2 separate regions of the Homo sapiens genome follow, and region 2 is linked to region 1. Evidence: read pairs that join two places in POLR2A ChIA-PET (ENCODE). Cell type or tissue: IMR-90. All regions are shown on one strand. Links, peaks and the distances in the headings refer to the core of each region. The heading gives the core; the rest is flanking DNA.

Region 1 (17,127 bases), core at 7,002-11,001:
AGCCTCAGCCCAGTTCTGTGCCCTTGCTGGAGAGGCACTGCGGTCATCTGGAGAAGAGGCATTCTGGCTTTTTGAGTTTTTGACATTTTTGTGTTGATTCTTTCTCATCTCTGTGGGCTTATCTACCTTTGATCTTAGAGGTTGCTGACCTTTGAATAGGGATTGTGTGGGGTCTTTTCTGTTGATATTATTGTTATTATTTTCTGCTTATTTGTTTTACTTTTAACAGTCAGGCCACTCTTCCATAGGGCTGCTGCAGTTTGCTGGGGGTCCACTCCAGACCCTAGTTGCCTCAGTTTTTCCCATACCTGGAGGTATCACCAGTGAAGGCTGTGAAACAGCAAAGATGGCAGCCTGCTCCTTCCTCTGGAAACTCTGTCCCAGGGGGTCCTGAACTGTTGCTGGCCTGAATGCACCTGCAGGAAGTTGCTGAAAACCCGTTGGGAGCCAATTCCAAGCCAGTGGGTCTTAGCTTGTGAGGTGCTGTGGAAGTGGGGCCTGCAGAACAATGCTGCTTGGATCCCTGGATTCAGCCCCCTTCCTAGGGGTATTTATGTATGGACTTCCCACCTTGTTGGGGATCCTGGGGTCAGAGTATGTAAAACTCCTGGGGTCTATATGTGTGTCCGAGTGGCTGCTCTACCAAGATTCCACATAGCTCTGTGTATTGGACCCAAGACCCTGGTGGCGTGGGCTCCTGAGGGGATCTCTTGATCTTAGGGTTGCAAAGATCCATGAAAGTAGCGTGGTTTCCTGGGCAGAGTCATACAATCATTCACAGCTTCCCTTGGCTGGGGGTGGGGATTCCTTTGGCTTTGTGTCTCTCCTGGGTGGGCCATCGCCCCACCCTGCTTTTCTTCATTCTTTTTGAGTTGAGTTGTTTGCCTAATCAGTCTCAGTGCGAGAACTTGGATATTTCAGTTGAATGTGCTGTATTCACTCTCCCCTTTCACTCCTCTCCATGAGCACTGTGGACCGCAGCTATTTCTAATCGGCCATCTTGGCCCCTCCCTCTTACTCTTTTTTAACTCATGTCCTCTACAACGCACTGAGAGAAAAAAAAAAATCTCTGGTGGAATAGCCCTCAAATTGGGAGATACTGCATTAGATATCTCTAAGGCAACTGGGCTGAACAGGAAAGTCCACTGAAATGTGAATTGGGATAAACATTAAAAGAATAGAAGTGAAACATTTAATGTATACACCAGTCATTCCAAAAAAGGTGGCAGGTTAGGGGAGGAAGTGAGAACGGAAATGACCTTCTTGCAGATACTGAAAAACCTCATGAAAACCACCAAAGATTTACAGCAACCAAGCAAATGCTTAAACAAAGGAAGGGTCACTACTGAAACACAGGAGATCTTTGTGGCACTTTGACTTATCCTAGACCCACCCCCATCCCTGGTGTGGCAGTGGTCTTGAAGACAGCAGTATATGTTAAATCCAAGGCGGCAACAGACTGTATACACAAATAATGTTGCTGTGGATGTCCAGTGTAACTATGTTATTCTACACACTTATAACAAACCAACATAAAATGAAAAAATATTAATTTATTACACAAATTACAAAACACATCTTATTTCCTTTGGGAAACTGCATCCTCAAGTAGTAGGTGACAGTGCACAAAAATTATAAATATGGGGCTTTCTAAGTAGCTTACCAGCAGTATTTGAGGTTGTTCACCATCTTTATCTGTCAAATGCAGAAAGTTCTTCTTTCCTGGCTCAAAATTAGCGTCGAGAAGTGACTTGTCACTGGTATGATCCAGTGGTGCCTATGGACATAAAACATAATGTTTCAGATTATGAGAAACATAAAATAAGTAATCTGTAAATAGATACATATCTACATTTAAATAGTATTTTTTTAGTAATGATCTGGTAAAATTCTCTTCATCTAGGCTTGGAATTAACTCATTTATTCATTAACTGGAATAGCTAAGCCCAGTAACAGTGCATACACTGATAGGTATCCCAGAGACTCACATTCCCCAACATCTAACAAACTAAAAAGAGAAAAGGCGAAAGTTAAGAGGTAATGTTAAGCACTACATACACATAAAAAGAATCTATAAACATTTCTCTTTCCATGTTCTATACAATATATGCAATATGATATTTAATGGGGTTTCAAGAAAATTGACCAAAGATAATTTTACATAACTAAAAACCAAAATGTTTTGATATATAAATATGATGAAAAATACCAGATAAGCAACATACTAAGCAACCCAACCAAAATAATTATGTAACATAATTATGTAATGTAACAAAAATAAAACTAATGTAGTATATAATATAGCCTTTAGAAAGACTCCTTAAGGAAAAGCCTGTCCCAGTAAATGATACCTATTTCAAATGTACCACTAGGATTCAGAGGACCCAGGGGGTATGGAAGTGACTGTGATCAGACCTTTGAAAATTAAACATCTAAGAGTCAAGTCTTCACCTAACTTATATGGTAGGGCAATTTCAACTCTAGCTGTCATTCTAATATACTCTAGCTGGTGGATGAGAGAGGAAACTCTGTATGCCCCAAGCCCTACTCACTCACTCCAGACTGCTGTTGAGAAAAATGAGGGAGTAGAGATAAACATCTTTAAAACTGTTTTGTTACATTAAGAAATGTTTTTAATGTTTCAAAGACATGGGCAGAGTCTCCTTATACTCATTTTATGAAAATGCCTTTATTTCTTAGGAAATTAACACTGATTAACGTTGTATAAAAGTGCAGGTACTGAGGACAAAAAAAATTAACTGTAAGAGATTCTGCTACTTACTATCTGTGTGACTTTGGAAAGTTATTTCACTTCCCCATGACTCAGTTTCTTCACCTATGAGGGTGTAGTAGCATCTACCTCATAGAGTAGTTATTAATATAAGGATTAAAAAAGATTACATTTGTACAGAGCTTAGAATACTATAAACACAGTAAGTGCAAAAGACGTGTTAAGTAAATAAAACAGCGAATATATTATCTACCTCTTAACTTTGGCTCACATCTATCAATCCACAAGAAAAACAGGACATAGAAAACCTGAAGCTAAAAGCAGCCACATGGAGGGAAGAAAGGGATTGCTGGGTTCCTTAAAGTCACTGGTGGGACATGATCAGATCACACAGCTGAAATACACAGGGGTTTTACCTCAGTAAGTGTCTGTATACAAGGTGGTGGGTAGCTAAATGGGCTTAGTTTTCTGAGGAGTATCCATTCAGCACTACGCAGTAAGCAGGAGAAAGTAGTCATATTTGTAGAAATGTACAGGAGGCAAATAAAAATACAGAAATAGAGCTCGAGTACAGTAATAGCTAAAAAGAAAGAAACAGGTAATCCTGACATACAGCTATTTAAAGCTATTGTGGAAGATAATTTAACAAATGCTTTTTGAATGCCTAGAAGGAATGTTTATGGAGGATATGAAATTTATACGAGGTTCCTGTAATGAAAATGCTGACATTGGAAATGGAAAGACACAGATGAGTAACACCTATAACAAAAAGGAACTATAAGTGGTGCAGCCAAAGGGCATAGGAGGTCAAAGAGAAAAAAATTACTTTTAAAGCGGCATGAGGAAACACTGAGTAAGGCTTTTTAAGGGTAAAAGATGATATTATATATCATCTAGGACAGTACACAACTATCCTTTAAACTGAAAAAGGACAACACTGGAAATTATGTGGTGATGTACCAGAAAGTGTTCAAAGTCTCAGATTAAATATTGTTTATCTTTCTATGTCTTGTCCGACTACCAATTTTACTGGTTAATTTCAGTTTAAAACATTAGTTCTATATTTTTAAAAAAACAAATATATTATGGAATAAAAAGCATAATATGATTTTAAGGGCAAATCAGGCAACATCAAACATCTTTGATTCTCCTGTGGGACCAACTTAAAATATGTACTCCAAATACCATAGGGATACACATTCAACTTCACTGACTGTTAGAGGTATTTTTCTGGAAAACTTAAGACAGAAAAATATGGAAATCTATGTTAAGAAAATAAACCAATCCAGTATCTGGGATTTAAGAGTATAAAGCCTTAAAGAACCAATAATAGCTTGTCTTAGATTTTTAATCAGTGGGCAATGAGCAGTGATTGATGGTTACTGAACTAGAAGGTGACATAAGTGCTACAACTTTAGATGACTGAAAATAATTCTAACTATTATGTAGGGTGAATTTGGACAGAGAGAAAGGAAACAAAAAAGGCTATCTAGAATACTGTTCTAATAACGCAGATGAGATCCAACTCAATGGTCTTCTTCCTTAACCACACTCCCATGCAAAAGTGATCAGTACCTCTGCTATGTTCTGAGTGTTTATGTCTCCCCAAAATTCACATGCTGAAACCTAATCCCCAATGCAATGATATTAAGCGTTGGGGCCTTAGGAGCTGATTAGGTCTCAAGGATGGAGCCCTCATGAATGGAATCAGTGTCCTTATAAAAATGGTCCAAGGACAGATGTCTATCAAGGATTCCTAGAAATTTTTTTAATAATTGCAATTGTTTATTTTGGTAGTAAACATTAATACAAGATTAGGTCAAATGATGACCTAAGAAGATGTCTACCAATAATCCTCCCCTAAAGTCCATAAAATGTCAAAAAAGAGCATGCTTAGCAAACCAAAAATTTTGAGAAATTAAAAAATAGAAAACAGACAGGATCAGATCTATGGAAAAATAAAACTAAGGGGAACCACAGCCCAAAGATCCTATAAGAGAAGACTACTGTGGAGATAAAGGTAGTAAGGAACTTCAGACTAAGGTCAAGACATAGAGGCCAGGAAACAGCTAAAAGTGAGGAAGTAGGAAAAGGCATTCTGATCAGTTTGGTATCTCCTCTCTTTTTCTCCTTGGACTACGTAGCAGACAGCAGTGCTTATTTCCTGTCAGGGTAAAGAGTGGGCACTGTGACCGGAGAGGTAGCACAGTGCTGTCTAACAAGGTACTGATCAGCTCCTAACCCTAAAGAGTCAGAAGCCAGCCAATCCCAGAACAAGTATAAACACATCACACCTAGCAGCACGTCTCACCCTTTTTCCACAACAAGCAAGAACTGAATATGGTAAGTTTAATCAGCATTCACAGAGAAGTGAACAGAGATTCTCAAATATAAAGATGAGCAGAAAATAAAAATCACTAAATATTTAAAGAAATGCTACACCATGAAAGAGAGAAACTAAATATAATGGATAAGGGATAAATAATTAAGGAAACAGTTAACAGACGACTAAAATTAGAAAGTATACCCTCAAAGAGATCTGACAAGACTGCAGTCGTTAAAAATGTTTTTAAGCTTAAGAGTTAAAAGTCAAAAGCTACACATGTTCATACAAAGAAAAATAAACATACAAAAAAGTTGCCCAGAAATGCACATAGACACACAAATAAAAAGAAATAGTCAGCTAGAGATAATCTTGGTTAACACTGTAATGTATGAGGCATATATGCTTCCATTTTTCTTACTATGAATATTTTTCTTCTTTTCCAAAAATCAGATCATAAAATATGATTTTACAATCTTTTTTCACGGAATAATATAAGATGATCATCATTCTGTTCAGTAAATATAGAAATTTTTCTTTAGTTGAGACAATATTATGAGAGTCACCTTTCATGAATGAAAAAACTGATGAAATGACATTATGTAAACTTTAGGACGAGCAAATGTTAAATCCAGAATGGAGGCAAAGGAAGAAGAAGGATCCAATTACTGAGCTGCACATAGGCTCTTACTGTAGTTGTTATACTTTTGTTTATGATTTTAAGAGTTCCAGGATTTAACATTATCATCAGTAACAACAACAACAATGGCTATAATAACATTTTTAGAAGCTTAAGTCTAGGATTTTACCATATCAGCAGTATTGATTCCATTTCCCCACACCAAGTCAAAGGTTCCATTTATGTAGCCTACTTTGTTGGCCACATCTTCAAAGAGCTTTCTGACTGGAGTAGATGCTGGTAAATTTAAAGTGATCCGTTCATTCACTGTCTTTGAATTAGTAGTATCTTGTATAATACATAAGACTCTAGGTTCTTCAGCAGCATTTTCTATCTGAAATTTTAAGAAAAATATGACTTTATATATTATCTTTAAAGCAAAACAAAAGTATAATTAGCTATAAAATTTTATGATTAAATGTAAAAGACCTCAGGAAATACTAAGTATTTTCTCTGTGCTATTTTCTCTGTTTTATCGTAGTCTGAAACGCATTCTAATGGATATGTCAAACATATAAGCACCGTATATGTTTGTTTTGGAAGAATCAAGGCACATTTCAGAATCAACAATCATTTTTGGAGATATTTGCTTTCACCTTTAAGACTGTAAATCCATGGTCAATAAGCCATGAAGATAGTAATATTTAAGCAATTTTAAGTTAAAAATTATAAAATCTGATCCTTAAAAAATGTGTCATTACCATGCTAGCCACAGTCAAATCAAATATTTCTGGGTCTCCTAAAAAAAAATGGGAATTGTGCAAAAATGCAGTAAGGATTGTCTAAAGATTAAAAAATCTATAACTAAGGGATACAGGCTACCACATCTCCTGATCTTTATGCTGCTGTACTCATAAGTCCAGATGTCCAAAAAGCTCCATTTATTAACGTGTCAGGGGCTGACAAGCTTATCCAAACAGATGAGCCAGGAGGAGGGGGAAGGAAAAACAAGGAAACAGTTTCAATTACCAATACAGAAAGGAATTAGGGTCACAAATTATCCTTCCTGCTTAAACTTTCTCAAATAAGCTATGCCCTCCCTCAAGCTGTTAAAGGACACCACTTTTCCACTTTCCACAGGGGTAAAAGACTACATCAAAGATACTTTATTGGAAGAAATTCCTTTCCCTCCTTCTATAATGGCCATCTCAATGAATGGCACCATCATCTGCCTGGCTGCTGAAACCAAACAGCTGAAATGAGCATCTTCCTTGTCCTTCCCTCTTTACCTCACATAGTCTCCAAAACCTATCAATTCTACCTTTTGAATATCTCTTGAACTACCTCCTTCACTTTATTCTTGCCTGCAGCAATAAGAATATCCTACAACAAAATTATGGAACAGCTTCCTAAGAAGTTTAACTTCTTCCAATCTTATATTCCTTCAACCCCGAATAGTATTTCTGATATACAAATCTGATGATGTAAATCTCTTGCTTTCCCTGACAGTCAGGTGTGGCATTAAACTGAGAGATGTCTCACCATCTCCATAATGGGCTATTCAGAAATATGATCTCTACAAACTGGTGGTGTACACAAAAATTTATTTCTTCCTTAGTTTTTATAACACTATCAGCTTCAACCTTTTGTTGCTTCTATATTATCCATTTTTAAATAAGAATAATTATAATTGGCTAGTACTGAAGATGGGATAGCCACAAAGTTTTTTGTTTGTTGAAGTAATACAATTATCATTTGTTTCTGTGACACACAATTTTGGGTTTGCAAGAGATCATTTAAATTAAAGTTACTCCAATTAGTTTAGAACAAAAGTAAGTTGCTATAAAAGTATAATATTTAAAATAAATTGGGTAGCACTACAATTCAGACACATCCAAATATTTAATTACTAAAAACTTACTTAAAAAATAAAAAGAAAATACATTTCTGTGAAATAAAAGAAACAAAAGAACATTATTAACATACATTTCAAAAAAGATAAAAAAACCTTCACCTATATATTTTAGATGTTATATTAACACATTTAATAGATTATTTTACACATTTTAACCCTAAACTAAAAAACATAAAATAGATCTTTTTAAAAATGCTGGTTTATGATGAAAGAGTAAATGACTCAAAATAAATTTCAACTACAAAACGTACACTTTTATAGATTCAATAGTATACTTCAGGGATAGATCAAGTCTGAATGATTCAGCGTTCCTGGTATAAAATACTGTAGTAGCCAGATTTTAAAGCTTCAAATAAGCTGGAGTTGATGGTCAAAGGAAGACAACGCTAAGAATTTAGAAATCAAAAGTGCTGTAATAGTAATCATACATAAGAATGGTGATGTGGCAACATCATATGGTCAGACATTAGCAGTTCCTGGTTCTTTCCCTAAATATGTGAATGCAGGGTCCAAGCACCCCAGATGCCTCTCCTTCCATGTGGGAAAATTATCCCTCAATGAAATCCTATCTAAAGACTAAATATGTTATACAGAAAAAAACAAAATTCAATCTCATGTGTGGCTTATATTCTTTTTAGTAATAGCCCTTCTTTTCCGTACATATAAATAATTTTGCTTTTTTTAAAAATACTAAGAGTATAAAGGAAAAAATGGAAATAATCTGTAACTCTATAACCCACAGATAACTATTAGCATGCTGGCATATATCCTTCCAAATATCTTATCTGCGCGCGCGCACACACACACACACACACACACACACACACACACACACACACACACACACACAGAGAGAGAGAGAGAGAAAGAGAGAGAGAGAGAGAGAGAAAGGCTATGCATGCATGCTACATAATCACAAACACTGGATTAGAATACACATGCTGTTTTCTAACATCTTTCTTATATCATGCAATCTTTCCCTGTAAAGCTTTTCCTAACTCATCATTTTAACAGCTAAGTAGTATTTGTTAGTATACGGATTAATAATAATTTACTTAATAAATTCTATTTTATTGTCTCCAAGACTTTATTATACTTTTACAAATAATTCTGTGATGAACACCTACATAAAACTTCATATACTTTATTTCCTTAAAATCCTTATACATAGAATTTCTCAGCAAATTACATTTTACTCTTGAATTCTGTTGTGGATGATTTAAACAGATAAAAAGCTCTGCTCTTCTTTAAAGCTCTAAGCTAGCCACTGCTAAATTCTACTTTACACTCAACTTTCTGGGCCCATTCTTATTTCACCTATACTTTAATATAACATGTGGACTTCATCTGAATTTTAGAATCACCATTGCTAACAGTAATCACACTAAAGTAAAATTTCTCTCCTCCTTTCCCCTCTCCAGTTTGGGAACTGAGAAGAAAACAATTTTTTTGTTGTTGCAATTTTAAGATACCACCAATAAGATATGGCAATAGTTTTTTTTTTTCTTAAATAGCTTTTCAAGAGAAAAAAACCTATACAATATAAATTAAACATGCAGGAAACATTTCCAAAACATTTAAATGTAAAAAGGTTTTTTCTGGAAATGGGAAATTAGGGCAGCTATCTTTCTTAATTTCTTTGTAGCCCTAACCAAAACTGATCCTACTTATGCCCAAAGGTAAAAACAATTACGTCTTGAGGTGGATTAAAGATAGCAAAAAATTCTTTGCCATTCTTTTTTTTTTCCTTTTCTCATGAATCTGACGTGACCATCTAAGACCAAGAGAATGTGACAGAAGTCACGCTGTGTGTGTAACTTAAGGCAGAGCCTTAAGAAACCAGCAGTTTCTGCTTTTGTATTTCTTGGAAACATTCCCTCTTATAACCCAGCCACCATGTAAGAAATCCAGTTACCCTGGGATCAATCAGCATGCTGTGAGGAAGCCCTAGAAATCCACATTCAGAGGAAGCAGCCACTTGGTGGAGACACTGAGGTGCCTGATGTATGAGAAAAGCCTTTTGGACGTTCCATTCAATGACTGCCACCAACTTAATGGAGCCAAGTAATTCTAGATGATGCCACCTGGAGCAGAACTGAATAGCTGGTGAGCCCTGGCCCCAATCCCATCCCACAGAAATCTGAACAAATAAACTAAATGCCCTATTAAGTCACTAAACTTTAGGGTCCACTGTTACATAGTAATAGATAAAAAATAAATATAGCTAAACACCTTCGAGCACATCCAAGTTCAAGTGGGGAAAGTATGATGATGGTGCTGTTGGTAGGGAGGGAAAGGTACTACTTTTCATTTAAGTACTACATCCAACATTAAGAAAAGGCATCTGAGGATACATCATGATTTAGGGAAGGGAGCAAAAATTTTTAGTCAAGAGTTCTCTGATGAACCTGAGGTAAGAGAAAACAAGTGTAAAATTTTAGAAAAGCCTACAGCATGTTCCATTTAGAAAAACATTTAATGTAGTTTAGATGCGCTATTTGAAGAGGACAAAGTTTTCTACAAAGAAAATCTAGCCAAGTACAAAAAAAGGTATAAATCCTAAAGTTGAAACTATTTATTTTACAGGCAACTCATAGCAATATTACACTTATGAGACTAAGGGGAAAGTCAACAGCAGTTATATTTACTGTATAAGCTAATAGAGTGCTCTGTGGCTACATTCATTGCAGAAACAAAGCTAGATTTCCTAGCAAAGTTTGAAGAAAAAAAATCCTTTTTAAAAAAGTAAAAATGGCCAGGTGAGGTGGCTCACATCTGTAATCACTGCACTTTGGCAGGCCGAGGTGGGAGGATCACTTCAGGTGAGGAGTTCCAGACCAACCTGGCCAACAGGGCAAAACCCTGTCTCTACAAATAATACAAAATTTGCTGGGTGTGGTGGCACACGCCCGTAACCTCAGCTACTTGGAAGGCAGAAGCAGGAGAATCGCTTGAACCTGGGAGGTAGAGTTTGCAGTGAGCTGAGATCGTGCCACTGCACTCCAGCCTGGGCGACAGCAAGACTCTGTCTCAAAGAAAAAAAAAAGTAGAAAGAATAAAACCATAGTCTTGTTTATAAAAGGTGAAACATATTGGGATAAAAAGCACTGAAAACAGTTTTCTTCCAAAGATACACTTAACTGCTAGAAACATCTAGAAGTCGTTGGCATAGTTCTAAGACATTTTAGAGCCCGCTGAAGGGATGCTTGCCTCTTAAGTCATCTTGTCTCCTTTTCTTGACATTCCCAATAGTTTTAAGCTCAAATCTGAGTTCTCTGATAACATCATAATTTTTGTTTCAAAAAAATACTCCTATGTATTTCTTATTAAAGAATACACACTGAGGTTTAAAATTGATCGTATATGTTCAGAATGGCATCAGCATACAGAATATAAGCTAATATCAAAATTCAAAATTATCAAGATTTAAATATTTCTAAGAGAAAAAATTAAGATAAAGTATTTTAAAATTATGAAGGTACCGCTTTACCTCTAAATTTAACCCATGCTCTCTAAGACATTCTTCCTTTCAATGTTATTGCAAATAATAGTATTATGGTTACAAGCTTTTAAACACACACACACACACACACACACACACACACACACACACACACACACAATAAGTCAATTTTCTCTCCCTTTTGGTACAGGAGCTGCCACAAGCTAAGTAATTAGGCCTTAGAGCATTCCCATCTGGGTATCCACAGTTCAAGATTAATGTATTGCCACAGATTTTAAAACAGAATTGATAGTATGAATATTTTTGTTGGTTGAAATTTATAAAACGTATCAGCTGCCAGGCACGGTGGCTCACACCTGTAAACCCAGCACTTTGGGAGGCCAAGGTGAGTGGATCACCTGAAGTCAGGAGTTCAAGATCAGCCTGGCCAACATGGCAAAACCTTGTCTCTACGAAAAATAAAAAAATTAGCCAGCATGGTGGTGCATGCCTGTAATCCCAGCTACTCCGGAGGCTGAGGCAGGAGAATTGCTTGAACCCAGGAGGCAGAGGTTGCAGTCAGCCGAGGTCACACCATTGCACTCCAGCCTAGGCAATAAGAGCAAAACTCCGTCTCAAAAAAAAAAAAAAGTATCAGCTTCATTTAGACTCTTCATTTTTATTTTAACAAGTAACATTTCTAAGGCTATTAATGAAGGTCCTAACTTACATTAAAAAAAGAGACTTTATTTTTAAGATACTCCCTTCATCCCACCTCAAAACTGCAGCCAACTCTGATGTTATCTACATGATCTTTTTCTAAGTGGTCTGTTGCCACACTTGGGAAGGATAAGAGAGATTAAAGGAGCAACTCTGGGGAAAAAACAGAGCAAAGGGACTGAAGGAAAATCAAGTATTAAGTAAAGGTTAGACCAGAATGCTACATCACATGGAAGTTTAAGTCTGTAGTGCACACAGGCTCTGAGGAAATCAATAGTAATAGGATTTCTGGATTTTGACTTTGTAAATTTTTAAATGATTTAATTTCCTAAATTATTAATATTTCAGAAAATAAATATATCTGGAAAAATAGGCAACTATCATACCCAACATCATAACAAAGGGTTCTTTAGTTTTTCTATCAGTTTTTTCTCCCTCATTCACTAGTTAAAAACAAGGTACTATCAGATACAAATTCATTTAAGGTGACTTTTTTATTATTAAAATTGGGTAGAAATAAAATAGCCAAACAAGCATAAAACTTAAGACATGCCTTGATATTAAATAAAAATACTAACATGCTGTTACTTGCTCTGCTGATTATCACATTAAAGCAATTACATCAGCAGTCTACCTGTAAAAATTTCTTCTTCATTTCATCAAAGATATTTTGTCTGCATCTCCAAAACACATCCTATGGTATATAAGAACAAAATGAATTACAAATTATTTATATAAAATAAAGGGAAAAGACAGTGAAATGAGAACAATTAACCTAAAAACATTTTTGCAATAAAATATGTATTAATTAAAGTATTAGTACATCATCTAGAATTTTATTCATGAATGTGCAAAGTTACTAAAAATCTATGATAAAGAGGTGATAAAGAATAAGATAAATATGGAAATAGCCATTTTAATAAAGAATGATAGCTTAAGAATTGTGTGTAAATCAAATGTTGTAAGTCACATAATATTTTGTGTCCAGTAAAGAAATTCTGCAGTTCTCTGCACTAAAGGAAACCAAGAGATCTCTTGATTTTGCTAGTCTCTAAAAATTTGAATTTTTCACGACAGCTACTCTTAAAACAAGGCTGCTTAACAATATCCCTCACAACTATTTTAATATATATCTCCTTCTTATGAGTTTAACAATTAAATTACAATTAATACAAAAACATATAAAAGGAAATAAAAGTAACCTATAATCAAGAGATAATCTCTTGAAAAATCTTGATTTTACATCACTCTACACTTTTTCTGTACATATTTTGTCTTATTCTCCCTTCTTCAGTTAATAAAAAGAAATCAACATATTCTCTTGAAAGGCGCTTTTACTTTTACAATAGAAATATATTTCTGTTATAATAGCAACATACAGTTTTCTGAAAAGCAACTCTAAAATAGCCACCATTGCTCTCATCTCATCTTCTCCAGTCTATGCACATATAATATTTATTATACAGAGAGAGTACTTTTAACCAAATAGGACAATTTCATATACCAGTATTTGAAATCTACTTCTTGTCCCTCAATACTCATTGTTTTTGTATGCCAAAACATTCAGTTTAAAAACTGCAGTGTTCCATTATATAGACAAACCATAATTTAACTAATCTGCTATTAATGGGCATTTAAGCCCCTCCAAACATTCACTACAGCATTGCTTGTTTGTATAATTTTTCCTTAAGATAATTTCTCAAAGAAAGAATTACTAGATCAAAGTATATGTACGCATTTTTAGAATTTTTAATACATGGTGCCTTTCACAAAAAAATTGTTGAACTGCAACTATCTTTCAACACTGTTCTCCCAACACTGTTCACCCTGCTCTCAAGGAGGTGATGCTGTGCAGTGGTAACTAATCTATAAGCAAATCTAAACTATCAGGCATCCATCATCCTTCAGGGTCTTTATGTATCTGTACCATGTACCTGGAATATTTTTCCCTGGATGTCCTCACCTCCTTTGCTCAAGTATCACTGCTGTGGGGCTTTAAAACATATCCACAAATTCTTTGACTTGCTTCCCTACGTAAAGTAGGAGTCTAACTTGCCTCCAGCAAAAGTAGGAGGCTAATTCCAGTCCCCTTTAATATAGACCAGACTTAGTGACTCCCTGTAATACACAGCATGATTTTCAAGGCTGGGTTAGAAAAGGTGTAATAACTTCCTCCTGGCCCTCAGCTCCTTACTGTTAGAACCCAGCCTCCATGCTGTGAGGAAGGAAGCCAAGCAGCCACTGGAAAAACTATGTGTAGATGTTCCAGCCACATCCCAAATGAGATCTCAGCAGACAACCAGCATCAACCACCTACATGTTGAGTGAGGAAGCTTTCAGACGATTCCAGCCCCTAGCCTTTCTGCTGCCCCCAGCTGATGCCTAGCAGAGCAGAAACAAGCTGTTTCAGCCTAACCTTACCCAAACTGCACATCTACGAGAAAAGTCACTAGATCTGGGGGCAGATTGTTATATAGCAAAAGATAATCAGAATAGTTCATTTCTCAATCAAGTCCTTCTCTCATCTTATCTAACATTCCAATCCTGTTGGTGCTCCTTATCTCCCAATGTATGAAACAATGATTTTCAAACACTGAACAAGAGGCAACACAGGTAATGATCCCTGTGAAAGCAGAAACAAAAAAGGTAAGCCACCTTCTAGGCTGCAGTGCAGGGAGGGAGAGTGCAGGTGGAGTCCAGCAATCTCCCTGAGTTAAAGGAGTTGGGAGTTCAAGGGGTGGAAAGAGCTACAACTCGCAGGGCAGGATACAGGGCAGAAGAAAGCTGGACACTCTGTGCAAACAGCAAGCTCCAAGGGACCTACAGTGCATCCCCCTAGAGTGTTTGGCTGATTTCTCATCAGCATATGTGTGTAAAGAGAGTGCCTGAGGCAAGGGAAAGAACCACAGGAAAAGAATCCCTGGAGCTCACTTAGGTTCCCACCAACCAGAATTCTTTTTTTTTTTTTTTTTTTTTTTTTTTTTTTTTTTTTGAGAGGGAGTTTCGCTCTGTTGCCAGGCTGGAGTGCAGTGGCACGATCTCAGCTCACTGCAAGCTCTGCCTCCTGGGTTCAAGCAATTCTCCTGCCTCAGCCTCCCGAGTAGCTGGGACTACAGGCATGCACCACCATGCCCAGCTAATTTTTGCATTTTTTAGTAGAGACGGGGTTTCACCATGTTGGCCAGGATGGTCTCCATCTCTTGACCTCATGACCTATCCGCCTCGGCCTCCCAAAGCGCTGAGATTACATGCGTGCGCCACTGCACCCAGCTGCCCACCAACCAGAATTTTTAAAATCTCATAATGCACAGGGCATCAGATAAGGGTACTCAAAAGGGTACTGTCTTAGTACTGGGACCAAATTAGACCTAATCTAAAGACTACTCTGGTCCAACCTTAGGAAGCTTAAAAGCAAAACTCAAAAGGATCAAACTGTTTACAAATAAACCATCTGCATCTAAGAACAAAACTCAAGAATATCTACAGGAATAAAAAACATCCAGGACCCACCAAGGTAAAATTCTCAATGTTTGGCATCCCACTGGAAATAAACAAACATGCAAAGAAGCAGGAAACTATGACCCATATGAAGAGAAAAAAAATAAGTATCTAAGATAATAAATAACATGGATGGGATTAACAAATGTAAGCACTGATGTAGATGAATGAATGAATGCTTAAGACACAGCACAAGAAACTATTAAAATTAAAACAAAGAGAGGAAAAAGAATCAAAAGAGAAAGAACAGAAAAGCGGGATAATTTTCTTACCAGAAACCACGGAGGCCAGAAGGAAGTGGCACAGTATTTTTCAGGTGCTTACAAAAAATAACCGTCAAACCAGAATCCAATAACCAGCAGAAATGCCCTTCAAGAACGACCCAGGAATTGCTTTAATAATCAAGTGGAATTCAAGACATTCTCAGATGAAGGAAAACTCAAAGAATTTGCATCCAGTGGAACTACCCTACAGGAAGGAATAGCTAAAGACAGTTCTTTAAACAAAAGAGAAATCATCAAAGAAACCTTAGAACATCAGGAAAAAAGAATACAGACAGCAAAAATATAGCTAAATATAATACATTTTCCTTCTCTTGAGTTTTTATTAAAGACTTGACAGTTGAGGTAAAAACTAAAATATTGTCTGATGTGGTTACAAGTCAAGAAAATATTTAACACAATTATAAACAGGGTAGGGTAAAAATACATGAAGGGAAATAAGGTTTCTACATTTCACTTGAACTAGTAAAATAACACCTGTAGACTGTGATAAGTTGGTTTACATTATGTCACACCTAGAGAAGCCACCAAGAAAGCTATATAAAAGGAAACAATAAAAATACTATAAATTAATCAAAATAGACAAATGTTCAAATAACCCACAGGAAAACAAGTAAAAGATAACAGAGGGGAAAAAAAAAAGAAACAGAAAACAAAAAAACAAAATGTCACACTTAAGCTCTAATATATTAATTATTACATCAAATATAAATGATCTAAATACCCCAATTACCAGCACAGAAATTGTTTTGGCTCAAGGTTCTGGAGACTAGGAAATCCAATATCAAGATGCCAGCATCTGGCAAGGGCTTTCCTGCTACATCATAACATGACAGAAGGCATCACATGGTGCAAGAGCAAAAAGAGGGTGAAAGAGAGGGTGAACCCACTCCCACGATAATGAACCCACTCCTGTCCATTCATGAGGGCAGAGCGCTCATGATCTAAATACCTCTTAAAGGTATTTGACATCTCTTAATACTATCATAATAGAAACTAAATTTCCACATGAATTTTGAAGACGGCAAGCATTCAAACCATAGCAAAGTTTGATGCAAATCCTATCAAAATCCCAGCAAGACTTTTTGAAAATTTTGATGATTATCCTGAAATTTATAGGGAAAGGCAAAGGAATCAGAATAACTAAAAGGATATTGAAAAGGAATAAAGTGAAAGGTCTCAGTTTACCTGATTTTAAGATTTAACATACAGCAACAGTAATCAAGACTGTGTGGTATTTGTAGAGAGATAAATAGATCAATGTCACAATAGAGACCTACACAAATATGCACAACTGATTTTTGACTAGGTACAAAAGCAACTCAATGGAAGAAAAATAGTCTTTCCAAAAATGATGCTGTAATATTTCATTTAGACATCCAGAAGCAAAAAAAAAAAATTCTCAACCTAACTCTCCATCTTATATTAAAATTAACATAAATGTGGATCATAAACATAAATGGAAAACATAAAACTATAAAACCTTTAGGAAAACACATAGGAGAAAATGTTCTCAGTACTCAGGCTAGGCAGAGTCCTTAGCCTTGACACCAAAATCATAATCCATAAAAGGAAAAATTGATAAACTGGACTTCATC
Region 2 (16,074 bases), core at 4,164-8,163, 100 kb before region 1:
AACAGCCTGAATTTTCCATAGTCTCATAATTCAGGGCCTCCCAGAAAGGAGGCAGGAACAAAAGAGTAGTGGCTAGGATAGAAAAACACCCTGGCTTGAAGATGGCGGAGGGGCCTGCCCTCCAGGCCAGGGGTACCCGGGTGGCTGGGGTGGGCAGAGGCCAGCAGATTCCATCCTTCTCATGCCTGGCAAGCAGAACTTAGGCTCAGCCCCACGAGCAGGAGATTCCTAGTAGCCTTTGCTTTTTCCATTGTTTCCAGGGTCCTCCCTTTTTGATTAAATCTATGGGGACCTCCTTCCCCAGAAAGAACATACATCCTGTAGCAGAAAGTTCAAATCAAAGGCCAGAAGTCATACTCAGTGCTTGCCTTGTGCAGAGCTGCTCTCCTCTCCCCGCATCCCCATGGTTTTGCTGGGATTTGGAAGGTGAGAGGAAGGAAAGAGAACAAATATTCATTAAGCACATACACAGATGCTGTGTGACCATTTCATATGAGCTACTTTCCTTCACTCTTACCAAACCCACCTACAACACAGTGTACTAGCCCTGAGTTAAAGATAAGGAGTGAAAAGCTCAGAGTGACTTGCCAAGGTCACCCAGCTAGTCAGTGGCAGAGTTGGGATTTACAATTATTTCCAAATAAGTCTGTCTTACTCCAAAGCCTAGACTCCTTCTAGTGCACTGAACACTGCCTTGCAAAATGATCAGATGGTGGGAAGGTCACTAATAGTAATGGAATGTCTGGTACATGCCATGAAATGTGGTCATACTTATCACCCTTAATCTTTCTGACAACATAACTGGTTAGGTTTTATCATGCCCATTTTACAGATGAGGAAACTGCAACCCAATGAAGTTAAATGACTTACCCAGGCTTGCCCAGCAAGAACTGAGGAAGAGAGCTTGGGGAGCTCACTGTCGGGGGAGCGGGTCATTTTAGAGCCTTTTGTCTGAGTCTTGGCTTGGAGAGCCGGGGCAACCCTGGTGGTGTGGCCGGGCTCCTTGGTGCTGGAGCACAAAGGAATCTCCTAGCCCCAGCCGGAAGCACCAAGACCATTATGAGGATGGGCGGCTCCAGGGTTTCTGGGGCAGGAAACTTGGGTGTGCCCAGACCACCTTCCCTAGACCATCTGCACATGGCCTCCTCCTTGGAGCTGGAGTTCCACGTTTCTTGCCATCCCACAAAAGTGAAGCAAAATTTGACGTGGCCTCTTGTGAGCAAAATGAGGTCAAAGCATATGTTTTTCCACCACTGAAACATTAAAGTTTTTCCCAGGCTCATTAGCATAAACGATTCAACTTGAAAAGTTAAAAAATTCTGGGAGACCCCTTTCCGTCCTCACTGTGGAAGAACTTTGTGGGTAGTGTTGGGGGCAAAAGAAAGAATAATTCCTCAGGGCAGGGAAGAGACTGGAAGGCAGGAGATTGGACGCTCCTTAGAGGCTCAGCAGGGAATCCCAGGCGCCGTCCCCCACCCAGCAGCCCTGCCAGGGGGCTGGGGAAGTGACTTTTTTTCTGCCCAGGGGAAAACAAACTGGTTTCTGTTTTGTTCTGCTTTAGATTTTCTTCACTTTTTCTTTTTTTTTTTTTTTTTAAAGGAAATTGAGCAAATTCTTTGAATTGAATTTATAAAGAGGGCAATGGATTAGGGACACTGAAGCAGTGGTTGTTCAGCTTGGGCATACAGCAGAATTATTTTCTTAATCTGGATACAACTCATGGGAAAAGTAATGCGTTTTTATTTTCACTTACTTTTAAATTAAATTGAGCACTTCCTTTAATCTGAAATGTGGACAACAAACCACAATATTTGCAGTACTTCGTACCAATAGCAATCACAAATATTTTTATTTTCTCTTACTGTTGTTATACATATCTTAAAATAGCATTTATGCTCAGCACTTAGAGATGAAGAGAGTTGTCAGAGTTGCCGATAGGTCTTGCTATCCAGTGTGTTCATAAGAAGCCCATAAAATACTGTCTCTCAAAATATTTTGATAACTCGACTTCAACACAACCATTTTTCTTTGTAATCCTGTATGTTTACCTTTATTCATCTAACTCTGTTATACTGAGAACAGGAGAACAGGCTTCATCTAGGTGTTAAAGGGGTCCCTAGTACAAAAAAAGTTAAGACCCCTTATTTTAAAAAGGCCAGTGTCCACACTGGGACCTCCTAGTCACTCCTCGTCACAGAGACAGACATGGCCTAGTGGGCAGCAGGGAGGCTGTAGAAGGATCTGTCTGTTGCCTTCATTGGAGTGACATCCCCACCATTGTAGATAAGACTTAACCTTGAGGTTCCTCGAATCATGCCAGCTTCCCCATTCAGGTGGTTTGAATCCTAAAGACTATGAAGAGCCATTTTGAAGAAACTGAAGGTTGAGAAGATTCTGATTACCAGCATTGTTGTATAGGCATTGGGTCGGGGGTTGGTCTGGAAAATGCTGGGCCTGGGCTCTGTCTCAGATGTAGGAGTGCCCAGCTCATCCTGGGGCATCTCCCAGATGGACCATTTGACAGCAGCGTAGCCCAGATAGGGGCCTGCACTGACTCCTGCTGCCCACAACTGCAGCCAAGGCTGATCTTCGGTGGAGAAGGCCTCTGTCCTGTGGCTGCAGCTTGGCAGCCTGAACTGCTGCGTGAAGCATCCTCTGACTCCCTTCTCCCTCTGCAGCCTGTCTTACCCATGGCATAGCTGGAGGATGCAGACATGACATCCAGTGGAGACTTGTGATATGTCAGGAGGGATTACAGGTCACAGCCCCTGGAACCTTGTTCTTCTTGAGAGATTTCACCTGCCCCACCGAAGGCTCCAGCCCTAAGCCTTTGGGATGGACAGAGAAAATACAAAATATGATGCAGTTTTTGTCACCTCCCAGTTCTCTCAAGTCCATGTGCCTAGGGACTGTGTCTCAGAAGCACTGTCTCCTGAGGAACCAGCTCTTGCATAGGTGCTATCTCCAAGTGCTGAGAGTGTGGAGGGACTTGGCACATTTATTACTTTCTTCCCAAGGCAAAGGAAAACCAAATTTAAGAGACTGAGCTAGGCCAAGTCAGCTCACTGACTCATCTAAAAAGGGCAAACAAGAAACCAATTGAGTCAATCTGGAGAAACTCTATCCATCCCCAAGGACGGGGTAGTGTCCTGAATGTGATCAAAATGAGGCTGGGCAGTGAGGACACTATCAGAGCCTGCTTGGCTTTTTGTAATTACTGAAAAACAGAAGCATGCGCTTCCACCCTGTCCCTGAATCCTGCCCAATTCCTAGCCCTCATCCCCTGCATCATTCCTTCCCTTGCATGAATGAAGGAATAGCACAACCAATCCCGTGAACAGTCCTAGGCTTATCTGGGTGCAGGTAAATCATGAGATTCACTCTAAACTTAATCCCATTAATTGCCGTGTTTGAGAGAAAGGGGATTTCATTAGGGCCTCCAGAGGAGTTTTCTGAGGGAAGAGATACAAGCTCTGGCCACCCCAGGAGGCCCTGTATGGACCCTGCTCACCATGGTTGTGGCGGGACATCGTCCTCACTTGTGGCCCGAGGACTGGCTGTGCTCTCCCTGGCCCATGGAAGCGGGAAGGCCCAGAACTCTGTGGCCACGGCCGGGCGCTGCTACCCTCCACGGCTGAACACTATTAGCCTGGGGCAGATGTCAGCTCTGAGAGGTCCGCCAATTCTGGTGTGTCCCAAAAAGTGGCTGAGACTGGAGACTAGGAGATGCAGGATATGGATGAAGCATGAGCCAGAGTGCTATTTGCACCCTGAAGCCAGAAAAGGAGGAAAAGATGATGGAGATTTGTGGAGGTAGCTGAGTGTCTGGAGAGGCTGGGGTAGAGCAGGTACCACCCTTCAGACAGCGCCACGGGGAAGCTGGTGGGACATGTTTCTGCCAACTTGCCAACTCCTAGGAGACCTGACGTGTCACCCAGACCCTTTACCCAGCAGGGCCTGTCATCTCCCCTAGGAGGGCTTGTTATGATTCCCCAGACCTCTCTCCTCCAGTGTTTCTTTCAGGAGGACTGTCCCCACGCCCCTGACACATGGTGATTAGGGAGCCCCCGTGACTCCGACTACCCTGGAGCGCCCACAGCACTCCCCAGAGGCAGCTCCAGATGTCTGCTGTTCATTGCCCAGAACGCTTATTTTTTAAAAGAGGCCCTCACCATGGACTTCCAGCATCACCGGGGGCAATGCTGGGAATGGGGGTGGTGCTTTCCTCAGAGACCAACCAGGACCATGGGGAGCACCTGCAGCAGCTGATCCAGAGACCAGGACATCCACAAGGACAGATATCTTATGAAAAGTCCTCAGGTTCATAGGAATGCTAACTCTGCTGGGGGTGGGGGAGCTGCCTAGCCATGGATGATAATATAAACCTGTTTGGCCTGGAGAGCAACCAAGAAGGCCCAGGGGTCCTAGCCAAGGCCAGGCAGGGTCAAAGTAGAGATGGAAAAGTTGCTGACATCAGTCATGGGGCTATAAAGTGGAGGCATAGAGAGAAGGCTAAGGCAGAGGGATATGAGACAGGCCTTTTTTCTCTAGACGGCTGTGTGTGATTGCTGAGGGCACAAACCCCACCATGATTATGCTTCTGGTTAGCCTTGCTGCAGGGGAGCAGCCCCACCCCCAGCCCCGTAAGCATTGGTGATACCTGCCAAGCTCTGAGATCATCACCTTCAAAGTGCCCAGCAGGAAGGCTGGCAAGGCAGAGGGTGAGTTTGGATGCACCGTGTTCTGGGCATCTGTTACCCAAACTTAGCAGTATAAAACAACCGTTTATTATGTTCCTGGATTCTGTGGGTTAGGAACTTGGACAGGTACCATGGGGATGGTTTGTCTCTGCTCCGTAATGCCTGAGACCTCTGACTTGAAGCCAGGGTACTCAATGACCAGCGCTGGAGCCATCTAGAGGCTCTTTTCACCCAAGCTCCTGGCTGTTGCCTGGAACCCTAGGCAGTGCTGTTGGCCTCCCCATGTAGCCTGGACTTCCTCACAATATGGTGGCTTGGTTCAAAGGGCAGGCACCTGACAAGGGAAAGAGCCAAATGGAAGCTATGTTGCCTCTTAGAACCCAGCTGTGAAGTTATGCAGCATTACTTCCTCCACAGTTAGTTCATTAGAAGTGAGTCATTAGAGCCAAGTGCTCTGCTAGGATGAGGACGGTATGATTGAGGGCTGGGCATGCTGCCTTCCAGCCCCCTGCTATTTTCTGTTTCTGGAAGCAGTCCCTTGGTCGAAGAAGCTGTGAGTGCTCTGGGTGGAGAAGAGGCCAGTGATTTCAGTGCAGGTCTTGGGGGCTTTAGGGACTGAGGCATTTCCCTCCTTGGGTTGCCTGGAAACACCAGTGACCAACCAGCCATGGGTCGCCTGGACAGGACCACCCCTCAGAGAGAAAAGCCAACTGTGGGCACTTACAGCCCTCCCATCTGAATCTTGCCTTTCCCAGTATGAGTCTTGGCATGTCTTATAACCACCTGTTGGTCCTTGAACCCTGAACTATTCCTCTCTTCATCACTCCAGCCCTGAGTACCCAACTGGGGTGGGTACTCAGGACTGGGGAGCACCCAGGAGAGAGGCGCTAGTTGCCCAGTGGGAGAGTCTGGGAAGGCTTCCTTGAGGAGGAGACATCTGTGCTGCTCCCTAAAGATTGATTGACAGATAAGGGAGGTAAGGGCATTCTAAAAGCATGGGCCAAAAATCTGGGTCCTAGGGAGGTCAGAAAAATCAGGCTGGAAAACAGGTTGGGAGCTGACCAATAAGAGCTCTGTATACCATGCAGTTTGGACTCCAGGTCATGGTTGCTGGAGTAGGTGGAGACAGTCAGTTGTGAGGTAGAATGTGCTCAGGGTGACAGTCTTACAGGAACTCATGACCTTGGTCAGTCTGTGAGAGTCCAGAACCCGTAAGCCCTGCAGATTCAGAGACCGGACCTGCTCAGCAATCTTGCTAACTAAATTCTGACCTCACTAATGTGTAAACCAAAAGCACAGGCTATTAATTTGCAGGGTTGAGGAACATCTCTTTCCATGTGGGGACCCCCATCCGGGATGCTCCCTATGTGGTGTCAGGGTCCTGGGGGGCAAGTTTGGTTTTCTGTAGGTTGCTGGGTGAGTGAGAATTAGAGCCGAGGGAGCTTGAGATTGTTGAAGGGAAGTCATGGGTTCCCGGGTGCCTGGTGTAGTCAGAGCAGAGAGCTGCCACAGAGCTCCAGGCCTCCCTCTCCCCGGGTCACTGGGACACACCTTTTGTTCACTCCCTCTCTCCTTGTCACATTCTTTTATGATGTCAGAATCACAGATGCGGGCTGACTGTTCCCAGGGCCTGGAAGGCAGGCTGTCTCCTCCGATTATGTGTTGACTGAATTTGTGCAACCCTCAGCCTTCTCCAGGGCCCCTCGGCTGGAGCAGCTTTCTGAACAATTATGATCAGGGACGTGCATAATCAAGTTTGTGTTTTAGGCAGATAACTGGAGCTGCAGAAAGGAGTCTGGTGGAGAGGGAGGCAGGCTGGTGGCTGGACGCTGGCCTCCTTGCTGCCACATTGTGCATAGGATGAGGTATGACTTGGTGGGAGCATCTGTGAGGGTAGCAAAGGCCCTTCTCTGCCTGTGAGGAAACCCCAGGACAGTGAGCCCCAAACCACCAGAGTCCCTCCTCACCAACTTCCTGGCCTTAGCAGGAGCTGGGCAGGAATAGAGACTTCTCAGGAGGGTAGAGTTAGGAGTGAAGCCAGCTTCCTTTCTCTCTGGCACTCATCTCCTGGGATCCACATCCGGATTCAGTTCCTGAGAACCTGGTGAGAACTTGGCTACCCGCCTGTGACCGGAAGCATTTCTCCCGGAGTCACATGGGGGACTTCACACTGACCTGGGCTGGCTCTCCTGCTCTGCATCCAGACGCTGTAGGTCCCGCGGGGTTTGCAGCCTGGAGTTTGGAGCAGCTGAAAGGCCTGTGGGCCCTGAGCAGATACAGCAGCAGCTGTCAGGGGGCTGCTCCTGCCAAGGCTTCCCCACCCAGCCTCCATTTCCTGACACAAGGGTAGGACAGTTGGAGCTCCCTGCGGGTTGGGAAACAAAGGCCAAGGCCCCTGAATGGATGGGAAAAGTCAGGCTGGGGAGAGTCTGAGGTTCTCGCTGTTGTGATTCATGCCTTTCCTTGCGTCGGTGAACCTGTTCCCCACCTCTGTAGCTGCTCTTGTTACCGTGGGATACTCAGCCTGGCCATCTTTTTGGATCCCGGACCCCATCTGCTGCCTGACCTAGCAGGAGAGCCAGCTGCTGCTTCACATCCCAGCTCCAGCACTCACTAGCTGTGTGACTTTGGCAAGTTACTCAGCCTTTCTGTGCCTCCATTTCCTCATCTGTAAAATAGAAAGGAATAGTAACAGCCCTCTCTCAGTGGAGTGTTTTGGAGATCATGTGAGTTAATGCTTAGGATGCAGGACAGCTCTGGGAATAATATCTAGGAAGCAATATAAATATCGGCCATTATGGCTATGATTGTTTCATGACAACCCCTGTTATCATACACAATCCAGAGGCTTTTCTCCAAGTACAGAAGCTGCACCTGAGCATGGTTGCTCACACCTATAATCCCATCACTTTGGGAGGCCAAGGTGGGAGGATCACTTGAAGCCAGGAATTCAAGGCCAGCTTGGGCAACATATAGAGAGACCCCATCTCTACAAAAAAAAGTTAAAAACAAAACCAAACAAAACGATAAAAAAAAGAAGAAAGAAGAAAGAAGAAGAAGAAGAGGAAGAAAAAGAAGAAGTGGAGGAAGGAGAGGAAGAAGAAGAGGAAGAGGAAGAAGAAGAGGAAGAGGAAGAAGAAGAGGAAGAGGAAGAAGAAGAAGAAAAGCTGCACATGCTCACAAAGCCCCTGAAGCACAGGCCAGAATCTGGGGTCGTGAGTGGGTACGGGGAGGAAGGGCAGTGCTTCCCAGCCTCCTCCCTGGAGTGGGGTCAGGAGCAGGCACCCTGATGTCCTTGTTGGCTTATCTTCATGGATGTCTTTGAGGCCACCTCTCTTTCTGTGGCCACCAGCCCTTCCTTCTCAACCTTCTCCTGCTCAAGGCCAACCCCACTTTCTCTCTTCCAAGAAATGCACCTGTTGAATCTTCACATTGATCGGATTGGCACATAAAATACAAGACACCCTATAGAATCTAAAATAATTTTTGGTATGAGTGTGTCCCATGTAATAATTGAGGCATACTGTATGAAAATATTATTCATTGTTTATCTGAGATTCAACTATGGCTGGGCATCCTATAATTTTATTTGCTAAATCTGACAAATAAAATTCAGCTAAATTATTTGCTAAATTTGGCTAAATCTCCTTTAATCTGTCCAATAACCTCATGAGGTTCCCCACTTTGAGGCCCCTAAACAAAGAGGTCCCATGCAAGTGGAATAAGGAGCCATGGAGGAGGCAGCGGGTCTGGGAGACCTGGAAGTGCTGCTGGACTTGTCAGTGCATTTGGGCCTGAAATGCCCATCAGCCTCCTGATCTTCTGCATATGGAGTGCTAACTGTGGACTCGGTGTGTCTGGGGAATAGACCCCGGCCAGGCTCAGTGGCTCCACCCACACAGCGTGCCTTTGGATAGGTGGTCGGGGCTGTGGAGACCCTAAGTCCCCGGAGAAGTGTTGGGGGGAGTGGGTAGAGAGGGCTCTCCCAACGGCTGCCAACCCAGGTGGGATGACAGGCACTTGGATGAGTAGAGACAAGCTGCTTCCTTTGGAGTTAAATATGCGTCTAACTTCTCCAGAGGAAATGCCACTCAGGCTGAAAGAATGTTGGGAGGCTCTGTGTGTGGAGGGCTGGCTCTCGGTGGCCTGGCAGCAGGACAAGATTCCTGGAGGAAGGAACAAGCTTTTCCAGGGACCGACAAAGAGAGAAGGCTCCCAGAGGAGCTCTGGAGGTGGGAGCTGTCTGTATATATTGGAAGGAGAAGAGGGAGGATAGGAGGAGAGAGAGAACTCCAGGACTCTTTCCTGATTAAGGAAGGCATGACAGGCACTAAAGGGTTAGGAGCAGTGTTCTCCATACCCTGGGGTGCCAAGCTCTGCTCGGGGGTGCATTTTCCTCTTTCCTGGGCAGTGTGACTTGGGGGAAGAAAATTGGTGGGAGCAGCCCCAGGCGAGCCAGGCCTTTGCAGACATTGGCACTTTAGAATAATAATAGCTGGCACTGATGGGCTCCTGGCTCCTGCCTGGGTTTTTCCACAGGGCAGTCTCTGCAGCGGGTCAGGCTAGAGCCCCTCAGTGAGGTTTGGGGCCCCCACCCCCTGAGCTGGCTGAGAGTTTCCAGTGTAGCATCCAGGAAAGACTGGAGGCGCCCTGCTGCGTTCCAGACAAATGTGCATCTTACAGGCTCCTGCGACTGGCCTGGTTTTAAGGTCAAAAAAGGACTCTCAGGAATGGGGAAAACCTGACTTGGGAATCCTGTAGGATAAAAGGGAAGCTTCCTGCTGCTCTTCCTCAGGGCACTGTTGCTAATCCTCCAGTCACCTTGTGCCAGGGCCAGCCTTGTGGACCCTGCCCTCCTGCAGCAGGCACAGCTGGCAGTGCTCCACCTCCCTGAGAGTTCCAGAGTTCCCTCCTGCCTCACACTGCCACCTCCTGCCCCCTGGCTGGGGCCCCGACCCAGCCCAACCACTCCCAGAGAGAGCTCCACAGAGCACTGGGTTGCAGTTGAGCAGAACTTGGCTTGAGTGTAGCTCTGCCACTTCTGATTTTGGCAAGTGACTTCATTGTACTGTCTCAGTTTCCTCATCTGTCAAATGGGGCTTCTCTTGCTTACTGTGGAAGACAGGATAGTGTGAGGACGAGCTGAGGTGATGGATGCTCAGGGGTCTAGCCCCCAGGGGTGATCGAATTGTGTCTGTTTTTTCTTGTTCCGTGCAGCCTCCTTGTCCTTGTTGGTAGTTGGCCCATCCTGGGCCCTCTCTTGGTTCCATTGCAACTGTCCTCCTTCTTCTTGTCTTCCCCTCCAGAGCAGAGGGCTCTAGGATGAAGCAGGAAGTTGTGCTGTTGGTAATGGGAAGGGCACTGGCTCAAGCCTGATGTTCTGGGCCTTTTCAGTAGAAATGTATTCATTAACAAACAAGACCCATTGGCCCACACTTAAGCTCAGGAGAGGCCATCCTTTGAGCTCCTGCCGTGAGTTAAGCACTGCAAATAGAGATCCACGCTAGGGGTAGAGTGGGTGGAGGCCACTAAGCACTGTTGCATCTGTTATCTCCTTTAATCTGTCCAGTAACTTCATGAGGTTCCCCACTTTACAGATAAGACCCAGAGAGACTCAGTAATTAGGCCAAGATCACCTAGCTTGTAAGTGAACGTGTATTAGAACCGAGGTGTGGGCGCAAAAGCCTGTCTCAGCCCTACATGGCCCCAGATGCACTTGTGCCATATGGTCTTGACTTGTGACCCAGCATTATGGCAAGTGCAGCGACAGAGCCTGTAGAGGGGAGTGTGGGGGCCCAGTGGGGAATGGGGAACTGTGCCTGGACTCTCCCAGTGTTGGCACTGCAAGTCCTGCATCCCAGGATACCCCTAGCCCTGGGTGAACCAGGACCTTGGCCACTTCACCCACACTGCTGACTCTTTACCAGAGGACCACCTCTGCTCAGGAGGGTGCCTGGGCCAAGCTGCCTCCCCACCCGTGGGTTCTGGGAACAGCCCCACATCCAGGAGAGGATTATTTGTTTATCTCACAAATTATACCATCTGTTCATCCTGGGAGCACTCAGGGCCTGGCATGACCACACCACCCCCAGGGTGCCAGGAAATGGTAATCCACAGATAACATGCCCCACCCAAACCTTCAGTGACTAGAATGTGTACGGGGCTGGAGTGCCAGAGCCTGGCTCAGCCAAGAGACGCTGTTCTGGTCCCTGTGGCTCCACATCCTTTGGAATGTACCAGCACCTCCCCACTGACCACCCCTCTGTCACCTTCTAGCAATAAGATGCTGAAGGCTTAGGAACAGAGCTGACTGTGCGTGGAAGATCCGAAACAGAGGAGACTGGGGCTGCTGGCTTGTATCGGGGGAAGGTGCATGTATTAGTTTGCTAGGGCTGCCATCACAAAGTACCCCAAACAGGACGACTTAACAGGAATCTATTCTGTCACGGTTCTGGAGGCTGGAAGTCTGAAATCAAGATGTCAACAGGATTGTTTCCTTCTGAGAGCTGTGAGGGAAGGATGTGTGCTCTTATGAATGTGTGTGTAAATCTGAGCTTTTCTTCCATCAACACCATTAGGCTCTAAGGCTCTATGACCAGTGGTTCATCTACTGGTCAGTTCGTTCTTTCTGTTATTCTTTTTTTTTTCAAGATGGGGTCCACTGTCTGACTCAGGTTGGAGTGCAGTGGTGCGATCTTGGCTCACTGCAACCTCTGCCTCCCAGGCTCAAGCGATCCTCCCACCTCAGCCTCCCAAGTGGCTGGAATCACAGGTGCATGTCACCATGCCCAGCTAACTTTCTGTTATTCTTTTAGTGAATGGCAGCTGCGAGTCAAGCACGTGCTGGGGGAATTAGAGTCAGAGACTGCTCCAGAACTCATGTTGAAATTCAATTTCCATTTTAACAGTATTAAGAGGTGAGACCTTTAAGGGGTATTTAGATCCTGAGGGCTCCACAGTCATAAATGGATTAATGCCATTATTGTGGGAGTTGGTTTCTTATAAAAGGGCAAGTTTGGTCCCCTTTTCTCTTGCCCTTTCTTGTGGCCCTTTCACTTTCTGCCAGGGGATGATGTAGCAAGAAGGCCCTCACCAGATGCTGGCTCCTCAATCTTGGACTTGCCAGCCTGCAGAACCATGAGCCAATAAATTTCTGTTCATTATAAATTACCCAGTCTCAGGTATTCTGCTATAGCAGCAAAAATGGACTAAGATGGTGACTGACCTCAAAGGGTGGCTGTGAGGATCCGAGAGGCATACTATACTTAAAGCCTGAAGGATGTGCAGGCAACTGGTTGGCGCTTTCTAAACTTCACTCTTGTCCTCTCCTCCTGCACAGTGTGCAGAGCTCTGAGGACAAGTGCATCCTATTGGTGGAGGTCCTGGGCCTCCATTCTGCATGCAGTTGACCCTCACTTCTTGCCCTGAAGATGTTCTCTCCAGAGCCATGGGCTTGAGAGGAGCTTGGGGAAGGCCCTGGCCCTGGAGGCATCCATCCCCAGCAGCCTCTTCCTTTGGGCCTCCGGTGAACAAGAATGTCTGGGATTCCTGAGAAGTGTGGGAAATCCAAGTGCCCAGCCAGTATGAGGAATGAGATGCAGCATCAGAAGGGTCCCAAAGAAGCGGTGCCTCTGCGGGCCCCACACAGACTCTGGGAAAGCCTCCAGGGACTCATTGTTGTCCTCTCCCTCCTCCAAGTTTTGACTTCTGCTCACTCAGAGCCTCTCTCCTCTGATCAACTCTAAACTGGAAAATCAAAGACTCTGAATGGCTCCTTTGCCATTTTCCACTATTTCATGATAGTGTCAAAGCACCGGGGCTGCTTCCAGCCTGACATTCCTGCCAAATCTATGCTGTGTTCCCGGTCAGCCCTCGCTCCCGCCAGCTTCTGAGCTTTCTAAATATAGTTCCCTCCTCGGGACAACAAAGAAGCCATCCTCTGAATGACTGCATTCCCCATGGCCAGCTTCTGGGCTGTTTGTCAGATTCCCCCAGCAGGATGGGAGGGAGGAGTGGGGGCAAACAGGAGTGGCCAGGACTGGAGAGGAGCTGCTGAAGTCCATGCAGCAGGGTGCTGTCTTCCAGCCATATGACATTTGGGCCCAGACGCTCAGTGGCTATGGCCTTGACCGTGAGTTCCTGCCTTCTGTCTCTGGGGATGCATGGGGCCCAGAGCCCTGTCCCGGGCAGGTGCTACTAAGTTGTGACTGAAGAAGAGGAGAGAGAAATGGTGATCTCCCCAGCAGGAAATGAAAAGTGTCTGTCGGCTCCAGTCCAGTCAAGCTGGGTGACCTCTGGGCAGATTCTATCCTTAAGTCTCAGTTTCCACATCTGTGAAGTAGGGATAAGGACTATGTCAAGGAGACTAGAGAGAAATTGTGCCAGGTGGCGGGCACTAGTGGTCCTATCTGGCCAGGGCTCTGTGCCTGCATGTGATGGATTGCAGGCATAGCCTTTGAAGTGCTTTTTGATGTGCCTTTCACTTCAGGATGGAGTCCCTCTTCTGGTCCCAGGGCTAAGAGGTAGATAGAGGCCCTGCAAGGTACTCATTCCTTACTAAAACAAGACCCCAAGCCCAGAGCCCCTGCCTTCCCTCCCAGGCCTCTTATTTCTGATCTCAGCTTCTCAGCCATCCAGAGCCCAGTTGGGTGCTGAGGCCCCTTTAAAAAGCCCAGAGCCCCCGCCTTCCCTCCCAGGCCTCTTATTTCTGATTTCAGCTTCTCAGCCATCCAGAGCCCAGTTGGGTGCTGAGGCCCCTTTAACACCTTGGCTCAAATGTGGACAGAACCCTTGAGCACAGCTAAGAGCAATTAGAATTATGGAAAAGAAAAAAACCTGGATTTCTCAGCTCAGGGCCTGTCTGTGCTTGGAGGGCACTGACACATGTCCTCTCCACCCACCCACTCAGTTCTACTAAGGGTAGAGGGCCTGACCTCTTCCTCAGGTCTAACAAACACTGGGAAAGGTGAGGCCAGCCCCTACTGCTAGCGGTCTTCAGGAGAGACTCAATACAAACAGCTTTACTGGATGGAGAGCCTGGCCTTTGTACAACAAAAGGTCACTCTGCCCCAGGACTTGCCTGGGGTGGACATACAGGCCACTTCCCACCTGTTTGACACCCTCAGGATGTAGATAAGTCAGGACTAGATGTTTGATCCCCGAGTGCTGACCAGGACAGAGATGTCAAGCTTTGGTGGATGCCTTAAGGCCCTGTTGATTTAGACCTTCCTTTCTGCTCACAGACTGGCCCCCTGGCAGGGGTGCACCATAGCGGGATCAGGCATTGGATGTGTGGAGGAGCAGATGCATAGCTATCTGTTGCTATGGCCACCGTTCACCAAGCATGAACTCTGTACAACAGCCCTGCAAAACAGCTCCTGCCTTCATCTTTGTTTTTAATAGAGGTAGAGTCAGCAGCCCAAGGTTTCACAGCTGTTAAGTGGCAAAACTAGGATTCAGTTTGTGCACCTTGGAGTCCGGAAGTCTCTAGTATGACCACAATTCTTAAAGAGTGTGTTCCTGCTGGGAATGGCAGTTGCACATCCAACTAGACAAGCTGGTGGGCTCGATTATAACAAAAGCCTCAAGCTTTCTTGAGGGGAGTCATGTGGAACTAACCTACCAGCACTCCTTGCTGATACCCCAAAGGAAACCAGTAGCTTTGGTATATTTAGGTTTTTCAAAGGTTTTTGGCAAAGTTCCATGCCAAAATTTTTTTTCCGTACCTAGAAAAACAATTAAGTTTGAAGGGAATATGCTTTGTCATGCATAGGAGCCTGTTTAGGGAAAGGAAGATATTCCTAAGGATGAAAATGCACCCGTCTTGATGGATAATTGTAAACAGCAGGGTCTTATAGGAATTGATGCTAGAAGAATCTTAGCTCATATTTTTAATTAAAGATCTGGGAGAGGAAATGTATAGTGAAAATCGCAAGTCTACGAAGGCCTTTCGGGGGAATGAGAAGCCAAATTAATGGAATGTATGTTTTTTGCTCTAGTTCTCAAACCATTGCTAATGATCTGCATTTTGTTGGCCTGTTTGCCACAGTAAGATGCAAGTGCTTTCACCCACTCAACACATATTTATTGTGCGCCCATGATGTTCCAGCCACAGTACTGGGCACAGGCATGAGTGTGGTATTATTCTGCTTTACAGAAGGGCTTTACAAAAGCTTATGGTTTCAAAATTTCCCTGCTTTTGTTTATGGTTCTAACCCTTGCTTGTTTTAGAAATCATTATGCAAAGAACAACTGCATTCTTTTTAATGTCTGCATGGAGGGATTTTTCTGTGAAATGACTGTACAATAATCAGTTCCCTCTGGTTGGACATTTTTGTTATTTCTGGATTATAAATAATATAACGATATAGCCTTAAACACACTTGTTCTCAGATATTTACATATATGGACAAGTGTTTCTGAGGGTAGTCACCAGGAAGGGAAATGATTGGGTCAAAGGACATATACATTTAACTATTTGATAGATGCTGATGGATTGCCTGCAAAAAAAAAAAAAAAAAATCTTCAATTTTAATTACCCCAAAGCATTTGGCAATGCCTATTTCCTGAAACTAACATTGAATATTTTATTAGTTTCCTATTGATGCTGTAACAAATTACCACACATTTACTGGATTAAAACAACACAAATTTACTGTTTTCCAGTTCTGGAGGTCAGAAGTCCAACACAAGTCCCACTGGGCTAAAAGCAAAGAGTGGGCAGGGCTGCATTCCTCTCTGGAGGCTCTAAGAGAGATTCTGCTCCTTGGCCCCTGGCCCCCCTTCCATCTACAAAGCCAGGGATGGCCAATGGAGTGTCTGTGACACCTGGCATGATATCACTCTGACACTGTCTCTTCCTCTATTCCCTTTTCCATTTTTAAAGTCCCTTGTGATTCCGTCAGGTAGGTGCTCCTGGATAATCCAGAGTGCGCTCCCTACCTTCAGGTCAGCTGATTAGCAACCTGCATTCCCTCTGCCTCTAATTTCCCCTTCCTATGTAATATAACATACCCACAGGTTCCGGGGAATAGGATGTGAACATCTTTGGGGGTGCTGTTATTCCACCCACCATGGAGACATTCAACCTTTCTAATTTCTTCCATTCTAAGTGAAAAAAATGGTGTTATGCTCTTTTAAGTTGCATTTCTTGATTGATTTCATTGGTGAGGTTGAACGCCTTTCTATTTGAAGAGGCAAATTTCTGTTATTCTAAGTTGTCCGTTCATACCCTTTGTCTCCTTTGCCACTGGGTTGCTCTTTCTCTCTCTCTTTTTCCAATTGAATTACGAATTTCTTAAGGGCAGAGGCCTCCTCACATTCACCTTTGTGTCCCCAGTCCCTCAAAATATGGCTGGTTCAGAGAAGGGATTCT

What was found. ChIA-PET counts read pairs that join two places held together with the same protein. Peaks named below come from ENCODE experiments on the same cell type or tissue, not always from the same donor. Only the 100,000 strongest peaks of a DNase experiment are listed, where the experiment ranks them.
Region 2: POLR2A ChIA-PET joins it to region 1 with 5 read pairs; 2 of 35 experiments call an interaction of 5 or more read pairs at or near these places.

What each region holds. Positions count from the first base shown.
Region 1 is chr11:11,869,117-11,886,243 of GRCh38, reverse strand. USP47 (ubiquitin specific peptidase 47) reads right to left here. Exons shown (of 28, transcript NM_001282659.2): 2 at 5,864-6,067; 3 at 1,664-1,777. Among named protein-coding and RNA genes, the nearest start is that of USP47, 36 kb to the right of the region's middle. RefSeq lists enhancers at 13,744-14,548, 14,549-15,355. In IMR-90, for the core only: no CTCF peak of the experiment used is centred there; no DNase peak of the experiment used is centred there.
Region 2 is chr11:11,970,177-11,986,250 of GRCh38, reverse strand. All of the region lies in intron 3 of DKK3 (dickkopf Wnt signaling pathway inhibitor 3), which reads left to right. Among named protein-coding and RNA genes, the nearest start is that of DKK3, 30 kb to the left of the region's middle. RefSeq lists enhancers at 8,876-9,045, 8,716-9,277, 9,278-9,839, 15,890-16,074. In IMR-90, for the core only: no CTCF peak of the experiment used is centred there; DNase peaks (open chromatin) are centred at 6,290 and 6,840; H3K27ac peaks cover 2,701 bases.